Regions from separate parts of the Homo sapiens genome. Here region 1 is linked to region 2. A link is a loop called in an ENCODE intact Hi-C map of the cell type or tissue named here. Cell type or tissue: CD14-positive monocyte. All regions are shown on one strand. Each heading gives the region's core, and the rest is flanking DNA. Links, peaks and the distances in the headings are about the cores only. Region 1 overlaps SMG6 (SMG6 nonsense mediated mRNA decay factor). Region 2 overlaps RPA1 (replication protein A1).

Region 1 (5,376 bases), core at 303-5,302, 400 kb after region 2:
AGATCATGAGGAGCCTAGTGGACTATGTCGAGGATTTTAGACCTGATTGTAAGAGCACACAGAAATAACTAAACACTTTCAAGAAGGCAGTGGCATGATCAGAAATGGATATTTGGAAGTTCATTCATTTGGGTTACTGTCTAAAATGAAAGGCCAGAAGAGGACCAGGAATAAATCTGAAAAGACCATTATGAACTTCTTTCCATAGTATATGGATTACTGAAATGGTGATAGCTTGAACTACGATGGCAGCAATGAGAAAGGAGAGAAGTGGATGGCTTCAAGTTACGATTAGGAGGTGGACTCAACAGTATCCACCTCCTAATACCAGGTGGTACTGACTGGATGTGGGGACAGAGGAAAGGAACATGTCAAGCACGACTCCAGTCGCTCACAGGAGAACTTCTCACACTCTAGACTCCAGCCATACTGAACTACTCGCAGTTCCTGAAGCCTCCATGCCTCATCCACATTTTCATGCCTCCAAGTAGAAATGCCTTTACGACATCTTTAAGCTGCAAAATGCGGCCTCGCCCCAGCCTTCCCTAACCATGACTGGATTAGGTGTTCCAACTGCATGCTCCCACGGCCTCTCATGCTTGCCTTTATCACAGTACTTACCACACGGAACTATAATGACACACCTATGTCTTCCTCACGTGACCAAGTGCTCTTTGAGGTTAAAAATCATTTTTGGTTATTTTAATTTCTCTATCCTCAATGCTTACTTCTTATCAATGTGTGTGTTCCAAGGAACAGAGAAAGCAAGCTAAGCTCTTGGGACCTACTGTGAGAGAAAAAAAAGAATATAGGAAGCTAACTTGGGCCTAAGAAAGCAGGTAAAAATGGCAGTGTGGTTTCCTGGATAGATAAATGAAAAGTTATGAAACTGCAGATTTCTTTTTCTTTTTTTTTTGAGACAAAGTCTGGCTTCTTTGCCCAGGCTGGAGTGCAGTGGCACGATCTCGGCTCACTGCAACCTCCGCCTCCCGGGTTCAAGCAACTCTCCTGCCTCAGCCTCCCGAGTAGCTGGGATTACAGGAGTGCGCTGCCACGCCCAGCTAATTTTTTTGCATTTTTAGTAGAGACAGGGTTTCACCATGTTGGCCAGGCTGGTCTCGAACTCCTGACCTTGTGATCTGCTCGCCTCGGCCTCCTAAAGTGCTGGGATTACAGGCGTAAGCCACCGCGTCAGGCCAGAAACTGCAGATTTCTTCGAGGGCTGGTAGCCTAAAATGAAAAGCTCAAACTCAAAGATTTAAATTTAAAGAAAATTAAGGGTAATAGTTACCCAAGGATGATGTACAAACTAAAAATATATAGTTTCATCAATAGTTTAGAAAACAAATTACCACGTTGTAGTCTACCTACAAGAATTTAAAGTTTTTACCAAAAATATATTCATCTATTATTTGTATAATTAGAAATAAAATGGGACAGACATGATACACCTCATGCCTGTAATCCCAGATCTTTGGGAGGCCACGGGAGGACTGCTTGAGGCCAGGAGTTTGAGACCAGCCTGCGCAACAGGGCAAGTCTCCATCGCTACAAAAAATTAGCTGGGTGTGGTGGCATGTGCCTGTAGTCCTAGCAACTCAGGAGGCTGAGGCAGGAAAATCACTGGAACTCAGGATTTCGATCGCATCACTGCACTCTGGCCTGAGCAACAGAGACCGACCCTGTTTTTGATTGTATTCATTTATTTTTTGGAAGGCAGAGTCTCACTCATCACTCAGGCTGCAGTGCAGTGGTGCAGCCTTGACGCTCTTGGGCTCATTCTTGACTTTTTTGAGACAGGGTCTTGCTCTGGCACCTACGCTGGATCATAGCTCATGACATCCTTGAACTCCTGGACTCAAGCAATCCTCCTGCCTCAGACTCCTGAGTAGCTAGAACTAGAGGCCCGCATCACCATGCCCAGCCAATTTTGAAAATTTTTTTACAGAGACAGAAGCCTCGTTTTGTTGACCAGGCTGGTACTGAATTCCTAGGCTCCAGCGAACCTCCTGCCTTGGCCTCCCAAAGTGCTGGGATTACAGATGGGAGCCACCACACCAGACCTTGACTCTTTCTTCTCCCTGAGCTCCCCACGTTCAACCAAGTCTTTTGGATTCTACTGTAATAATATGACTTGTGTCTGTTCACTTCTTCCCACCTCCAAAGCCATTTCTTGGTTCAAGTCTTTTTCATATCTCACTTGGAACTACCGCAGCACCCTCCTTGTCTCCTATTTCTAGTCTTACTCTTCTCCAAACATTTTACAAAGCGGCCAGGGTTTATTTCTGAAGAGCAGATGTTATTCCCCTATTTAAAGCATCCAATAGCTTCCTACTATTTTCAGGATAAAGGTCAAATAATTTATCATATGACCCTTCAACATCTAGCCCCAGCTTACACCACCCACTGGGTGAATTTTACCCTTAAGGCGCAACGAACCAGCCACTGCAGTTTTCCACCTACCGTGCTCTCTCTCCCCCAGCCAGCCTCAGCCCTTTGCATATGCTATTTCCTTTGCCTGGGAATCACTTTACCACCTCCCTTTCCTTCTCAAGCTAACTCCTACTTGTTCTTTATACTTCAATTGACCAATGGCTGCTTTGGTCCCATGGCTATGTGCTCTCATATACTGGGTGTGCACCCCAAAAACAGAAGTAATTACAATGTTAAGTCTCTTGCGTCCTCCACTAGAATGCACTGAGACAGCAAGAGATCTTGTTCACTGTTATCTTTAGTGACTGGCACACTGTCGATAATTACTTACTGAGTCAATGAAGAGGAGAAATCTTCTAAACAAGCCTGTGATTTTTCTACTGTCATTTCTCCTGGCTTAAAGGAAAAAGTCCCCGCCCAAGAGTTATAAGAGGATATCCCATAGAAAGCCCATCACAAATCAGACTAACTAACCTATCCATGCTACTTTAGTTCATTCTCGGAATATAAGGTCAACCAAGAGGAAAAGATAAGTACAAAATCCCACATAGAATCCTAAAGCATCATGTTGATGACGCTGAACAAAAAGCAGCAAAAAAAAAAAAAAAAAAAAAAAAATTCTAATCCTACTTTTACTAAATTCTGCAGTGACACATAGTGGTGAGAGAGGGAAGTACATAATAAAGATAAAGGAAGCGTACATGAGAAGGGAAAAGACCATCAGGGAGCCTCAAGTGGTTTGTCTTCCTTGCAATCAGTGGGAAGTATCTGTGCCTCACAGCTGTATGAACCAGGGCACCCAGGCTTACTGAGCTAGTTTGGCTCATTGCATCATTCTCAGGAACTTACATCACTGGGACTCAGGCTGCCCAGCCCATTCTCTTGCTCAGAATCCTTCCCAGACTCAGTGCCCTGGGAAGACCGTGGATGGGATGGATGAATCCAGATCTCCAGGCGAGTGGTGTCATCTCCAACATGCCGGAAAGTAGACTTCTTTCCTTTCCGCCACTGGTCAGGGCTCAGGTCAAATTCCTCATGTTGCTTCTTTTCCATCTGTTCTGCCTATATAACATACAAACACATTAGCTCATGGCCTGGTGTGGTGGCTCACGCCTGTAATCCCAGCACTTAGAGATGCGGAGGCAGGCGGATCACTTGAGGTCAGGAGTTTGAGACCAGCCTGACCAACATAGTGAAACCCTGTCTCTACTAAAAATACAAAATTAGCTGGGTGTGGTGGCGCATATCTGTAATCCTAGCTACTCGGGAGGCTGAGGCATGAGAATCACTTAAATCCGGGAGGCAGAGGTTGCAGTGAGCCAAGATCGCATCACTGCACTCCAGTCTGGGCAACAAGAGCGAAACTCTGTCTCAAAAACAAAAAACACACATGAGCTCAGACTTTCCTGAGACTCAGCTTACAAAGAGAAAAGCCTCACCTCACCGGTATTTATTTGACAATAAAAATACTGTACCACAGTCCCAAAGTAGCAGAGTGTCATCTGCTTTGTTTCATATAGTTATTAATTCTGTAGACTGAAGGCTGTAGAGCACGTACATGTACATCCAAGGGCCCCTGAAAGCTCTCCTGAAGATCACAGTTTTGTTCTGCACAGGGGCTGACCAACTACCCACCAGCACAGTCTGATGGGACCATTTAAGGACACTATGAGTCATTCCCCGAGGACACACAGACACTGAGCAATAACTGCACCTTGGATAAACCTCACTGGCTACGATCCTGCCGGTGCGCAGAGCTAGGGCACACCAACACTCAGGGAAATGCACTATTCGAGGAAGGAAGGGTTCTGCCACATCCCCACTCACCTTCCGCTTGGTCTCTTCAAACAAGCTCATGAGACTCTCCTTGGCAGTCAGGATAGGGTTGCTGGCAGCTAAACTGCGCATATAGTAATAGACAGCGTCAAGCTTCCTCCTCTGTGGAAAGAGGCCAGAGACATTCAGTCAACCAATTCTCGTCCTAACTCCAGCAAGAGGCAGCTGACTCAGGAAACCCTACTATCTCTCCCAGCCTGTCTCCCAAACTGAGAGGAATCCCAACAACAAAATCAGAAATGCTATCCACAGGAGAAGCCATTGCAATTACATCACAGATCTCTTCTTGCACAGTATTATATCTTACATGCAGAGGTGCTCCAAGAACCAAGTACTCATAAGGAGAGAAAGGAATAAACAGGCTCTTAAAATATAAACAGAAATTACATCTTGTTCTTAGAAAAAGCATGATGTTCAATTCACTTTATATTTCCTGTTCTTATCAGAGAGTCAGTATGCTATAATGAAATCACGAAATTACAAGCCAGACAGACCTTGGTCCAAATACTGGCTAATCCAGGAGTTGACTCGGAAACTTTGGACAAAAGACTCCAAGATTATTACATTATTATGTAATAATCTTCCTGAGTTCCTATATCCTCAACATTACAATGGGAGTAATAATACCCAATGGAGGAGTATCCTCAGGTTTACAAAGTGTTGTCCACTGTCTCACACTTAACTGTACTTAATCAATGATGTTGCCATTGTTATTGATAATTTTTTAAAATAAATAAGTAGCTGAGTTGAACATTTTATGGATATTATTCAAGAAATTCAGCAAGTCTATTTATAAGCAATTAATAGGGAAAAGAAGAAGTAAAGAAAAAGGAAGTGGGTCAGAAAGAAGGAAAAAGGAAAACATTGAAACAAAGGCAGAAAGAATATCCAAAAGGCTTTCTCACTTTTTCTCCAACTTCATGTACATTTTCAATGTTTTCCATAACTGTTTCAAAATACATTTAAAATGCTAGCTTCTCTCTCTCCCCAGCGTCTACCCATTCTTCAAAACTCCTATCTTATATTCACCTGGCATGGCTAGAGGTGCAGGTTCTAAGGTCAGTGCCTGAGTCTGAATTCGGTCTTGCATTTATTAGGTATGACACA
Region 2 (5,376 bases), core at 96-5,095:
CCTTAAACGGACAAACCTGTAATCCCAGGACAAACCTAGAGAGTCGGAGGAGGCAATTAGCATGTAAGTGCTGCCTGCTGACCTCGATCCTGCCAAAGGAGGGGACGGCCAGGCTTCAGCAGCGGTGTGCTGAAGGCGCCTTTCTTTCCAGGGTTTAGGCTCTGGGCCTCTGTGGCGTGGGGGAACACATGCTTTCTTTCTCTGTCAAGTCTTTGGTGCCGATCACATCTTCTAGTGTGTATTCACTAGACTCTGATCAAGTGTGGTGAGAACAATGGGCTTTTTGTTAGGATTAGATTGTTATTCCCAAAGCACTCAAGGGATGAGGAGAGCCTGTTAAAATCTCCTCACTGTATCTAGCTTTTTAGGACATTCAAACTCTGTCTTAAAAGAGTACTTCAAACTGAGACACAGGATGCAAGAATTGATGTGGTCAGGGAAAACACTTTCACCCAAGCTTCAATAATTCCCATAGCTGTAGTCTATGGGGGGGAAGTGTGTCAGTTTCCAGCTGTGTCTTAGGATTTAAGCAGCTAAAGAATGAGCTCATTTTACATACTCCTCCTTTGTTTTGAGTCATTTAAACCAATGGCACTGGTGTTTGACCAGTTTCATGAAGCATCTTCTGGAATGTTCATGTCACTGAGCCATCCTCATGAGTAGTACGGTCCACACGTATCTGCCGAACTGCAGGGCCCGTTCATAGTCTGACCAGAACTAGCCACAGATTTGCTTTTTTCTTATTGCTTGATTTTCTTTTAGGCTCTGGAGTTCGACTCCAGGTTAATTGCATTCCCACATTAAAATCGCATTCCCACATTAAAATTGCATTCCCACATTAATGTCTTCATCTTTTACTTGTCAATAATCATGATCCCAGTCAACATAAAAAGCACGGCTGTCCCCAGAATAAAATAACTTGGCATTGATCAAAGACAAGCTCAGTGCATACATGATACCTGGACAAGGATTAGAGATGTTTAGATCTTGGCTATAACAATGCAGAGTTTTTATTGTAAGAAGGGCCGCCTTGACTCCTGACGAGTGATCTTTGGTGGCAAATGTCTCCTTGGAGCTTTTGAAACCGTGAACTTGTGTAGCTAGTAGTGGTGAAACAGATGGATGGGCCTTGCTGTGCCCCTGTGAGGGATTTAGCCGCTTACCTGACAGGAGAAGGCAGCTGTCTGCAGCTCAGGGTAACATCCATTCTGTTAGATGGTCTCTGTTTAAGGAACCTGTTCTTTGTGTGGTTACCCACCTTGGGATGGTATTTGGCCTTTCATCTCCGGCCAGCTCCTCTCCGCCACCACTGTGTTCCCGAGCCACTTTCTCCTTGGCCCCTTTTCCTTCATATCAATTGATGTGTGATCAAGAAGTACAATCAGTTTTCATAATAATTTAATACAAATTAATTTAGCTTCGATATTAGCAAAAGTAAAATTTCACTAAGAAGGTAAATCTACAAGAAAAAAGATAATGCCTTCTGATAAGTTGCTCTGGTTTATAAAATCTTTTGGGCCAGGCACGGTGGCTCATACCTTAATTCCAGCACTTTGGGAGGCCGAGGTGGACAATTGCTTGAGGCCAGGAGTTCAAGACCAGCCTGGCCAACATGGTGAAACCTCGTCTCTACAAAAAATACAAAAATCAGCCGGGCCTGTAGTCCCAGCTACTCGGTGCGTGCCTGTAGTCCCAGCTACTCGGGAGGCTGAGGCACGAGAATCACTTGCCAGGAGGTGGAGGTTGCAGCGAGCCAAGTTGGTACCACCACACTCCATCCTGGGTGACAAAGCAAGACTCTGTCTCAAAACAAAAAAACCACTTTTGGCTTCTGTATCAGGCATAGGAGGCCTTTTATGGAAACACTTTTGCTACCACGGTATATTGGCTGTCCGTTTCCACACTGGTACATTTCGGTGATGATCACCACGCAGCTGCTGCCTGAGAATGAGCATTAGCAGATTAAAGGACTACCCCAGACGGCCACTTTATAGCTTACGGGTTGTTGACTTTCCCAGTTTCTGATTTTAGGCCTGGGGTGGTCTGGCCACTGCCAATATGCAAGGCTAGTTTAAGAAAAGATTCTTTGGTACTTTGGCACTGATTCTCTTCACCACTGGGGGGCATCAAAGCAACTGAGATTCAAAGAAAGGTCATTCCGTTTCTTCAGTAGACTTTGGGCCAGGAGCAGTGCCTCACGCCCTGTAATCCCAGCACTTTGGGAGGCCGAGGGAGGAGGATTGTCTGAGTCCAGGAGTTTGAGATCAGCCTGGCCAACAGAGCAAGACCCCATCTCTTAAAAAAATTTTTTTTTCGAGACGGAGTTTCGGTCTTGTTGCCCAGGCTGGAGTGCAATGGCGCCATCTCGGCTCACTGCAACCTCCGCCTCCTGAGAATTGCCTACAAGTGATTCTCCTGCCTCAGCCTCCCGAGTAGCTGGGATTACAGGCACCCACCACCACGCCCGGCTAATTTTGTATTTTTAGTAGAGACGGGGTTTCACCATGTTGGCCAGGATAGTCTTGATCTCTTGACCTCGTGATCCGCCCGCCTCATCCTCCCAAAATGCTGGGGTTACAGGCATGAGCCACTGCGCCCAGCCTAAAAAAAATTTTTTTAATGGGCCTGGGCATGGAAGTCCCAGTTACTTAGCAGGGCAAAGGTGGGAGGATCACTGAGCTCAGGGGGTCAAAGCTGCCTTGAGCCATGATTGCATCATTGCACTCCAGCCTGGGTGACAGAGTGAAACTCTGACACAATTTTTTTTAATTTAAATATTATAAAAAATATATAATTACGAAGATACCAGCTTCAGCCGACATGACCGTGACCTGTGTGAAAGCTGGGCGGGTGGTGGGAAACCTGTGTCTGTCGCGTAGCAGCAAGTTGCATGTGGAGAAGCAGAAGCATGTCACATCAAGCGCTCGTCATCGTTATTCGTTCACGTTTTCAGGTTTGACGCAGAAGGACAAGCCTTAGATGGTGTTTCCATCTCTGATCTAAAGAGCGGCGGAGTCGGAGGGAGTAACACCAACTGGAAAACCTTGTATGAGGTCAAATCCGAGAACCTGGGCCAAGGCGACAAGGTACCCAGCATTCCTAACCACCTTCACAAAGGGCTGTAAAGTGTGCAGAAGGATGGATTTAGAAACTTGGTTTCCAGCACCAGCTGTCAGAGCCGTAATTCTTACCCGGGGCTGTGACCTGAGCGTGGCATGGGGGTTGAGAATCACTGGCAGAGGGAAGCAGCCAGGTGTGCTCATGGGAATATGTGTTACCCCTCAGGGGACTGGAGGCAGGAGAGTCTGAAGAACTCTTAGAGTCAATTCCTAGAGGGATCTTGGAGCAGGGGTGACAGTCAAGCTTTGTGGTATAATATCACCTGCTTTCGGGTCCACGTTTCTTTCCTGTGATCCTTCCTGCAAATTTAAGCGCCCACATATCAAAAAGATGTTTTTTGAGATGAGCGTTAGTCCGCCTCAGGTCAGACATGAGGCAGTTTCACGGGTGCTGTTCCTGGCTGTAGAATAGTGTATTAACCTCATAGGCTGAGAGCTGCCGGCATTCCCGGACAAGGATTGGCCCTGACATTTGACTTTTAGTTGCAGCTTTTTCCTTTCAGTGTTTGTATTTAATGACCCTCCTCCCATCTTGATCTAAGCCTGTGTTCTGCCAGCAGTTTAGTATTTAGATCATTTATTTCTCCTTTACGCCTGCTCTTTTATTTTCATCATATACAGTGTAGGTTTCATTCCTCCTGTCTCATTTCACTGTATACCCTTATCCATCATTGTCAACAGCAGCTCTTAAGTGCTCTTATAGAACATCTCAAGAATTAAACACTGGACAGATCCTCGTTGTCCTGTCATGGGACACCCACTCTTTCGGTTCTCTGTAATCCCAGCTACCCAGGAGGCTGAGGCAGGTGGATTACATGAGCCCAGGAGTTCGACTGAGCAACATGGAAGACCCCTTCTCTTGAAACAAAAACTTTATTGCTGAAAAATGCTGACAATCATCTGAGTCGTAATCTTCTTGCTGGTGGGGGTTTGTTTCAGGGTTGATGGCTGAGCAGTCACGGCGATGGTTGCTGAACATCGGCGTGTCTTTGGCAGTTTCTTAAAATAAGACAGCAGTGAAGTGTGCCACATTGGTTGACTCTTCCTTTCACAAAAGCTTTCTCCATAGCCGGCGATGCTGTTTGACAGCATTTTACCCACAGGAGAACTTTTTCAAACTGGAGTCTCTCCCTCTCAGGTCCTGTCACTGCTTTATCAGCCAAGCTTATGCAAATTCTAAATCCTTTGTCGTCATTTCAACAATGCTCACAGCGTTCTCACCACAAGAGATTTCATCTCAAGAAAGCACTTTCCTTGCCCATCGTAAGGAGCAGCTCCTTATCCGTTCAAGTTTGATCGTGAGATTACAGCAGTTCAGGCCCATTTTCAGGCTCCATTTGTAATTCTAGTTCTCTCGTTATTTTCGTCACATCTACAGATCCCTCCTCCACCAAAGTCTTGAAGCCTCAGTGTCTACCTTGAGGGTTGGAATCAACTTGTTCCAAACTCCCGTTGATGTTGGGATTTTGATCTCCTCCCATGAATCATGAATGTTCCTTTTTTTTTTAACTTGAGACAGGGTCTCATTCTGTCACTCAGGCTGGAGTGCACTGGCTTGATCACAGCTCACTGCAGTCTCAACCTCCCCAGGCTCCCAAGCTGGGACTACAGGTGCTGCCACACCTGGCTAATTGTATTTTTTGTAGAGACTGAGTTGTGTCATGTTGCCCAGGCTGCTCTCAAACTCCTGGGCTCAAGGGATCTCCCTGCCTCAACCTCTCAAAGTGCCAGGAGTTACAGGTGTGAGCGACTGTGCCCAGCCAACTGTTCTTAATAGCATCTAGAATGGTGAATCCTTTTCAGGTTTTCAATTTACTTTCCCCAGATCCATCAGAGGAATCACTGTGGCAACTATCGCCTCATGAAATATGTCTCTTAGACTTAAAAAGTCAAAATTACTCCTTGATTTGCATGGGCTGCAGAATAGATGTTGTTATCAAGCATGAAAACAATATTAATCTCCTTGTTCTGTGCATCTCCATTGAGCCCTCGGGTGAACAGGTGCATTGTCAATATATTAATCTCCTTGTACTGTGTGTCTCCATTGAGCCCTTGGGTGAACAGGTGCATTGTCAATATATTAATCTCCTTGTACTGTGTGTCTCCATTGAGCTCTTGTGTGAACAGGTGCATTGTCAATATATTAATCTCCTCGTACTGTGTGTCTCCATTGAGCTCTCGGGTGAACAGGTGCATTGTCAATGAGCAGTCATATTTTTAAAGGAGTCTCTTTTTCTGAGTAGTAGGTCTCAACAGT

Evidence for each region. Hi-C counts contacts between places; a loop is a spot of excess contacts. Peaks named below come from ENCODE experiments on the same cell type or tissue, not always from the same donor. Only the 100,000 strongest peaks of a DNase experiment are listed, where the experiment ranks them.
Region 1: a loop joins it to region 2, with 5 times the contacts of the local background. A loop is called at or near these places in 5 of 110 quality-filtered maps.

Annotation. Positions count from the first base shown.
Region 1 is chr17:2,279,365-2,284,740 of GRCh38, forward strand. It overlaps SMG6 (SMG6 nonsense mediated mRNA decay factor), which reads right to left. Exons shown (of 19, transcript NM_017575.5): 7 at 4,261-4,371; 8 at 3,283-3,495. Among named protein-coding and RNA genes, the nearest start is that of SMG6, 22 kb to the right of the region's middle. In CD14-positive monocyte, for the core only: CTCF peaks have their summits at 3,087 and 3,286; a DNase peak (open chromatin) is centred at 3,177; H3K27ac peaks cover 568 bases.
Region 2 is chr17:1,880,859-1,886,234 of GRCh38, forward strand. It overlaps RPA1 (replication protein A1), which reads left to right. Exons shown (of 17, transcript NM_002945.5): 13 at 2,954-3,086. Among named protein-coding and RNA genes, the nearest start is that of RPA1, 54 kb to the left of the region's middle. RefSeq lists a silencer at 2,164-2,213. In CD14-positive monocyte, for the core only: CTCF peaks have their summits at 2,053 and 2,252; no DNase peak of the experiment used is centred there.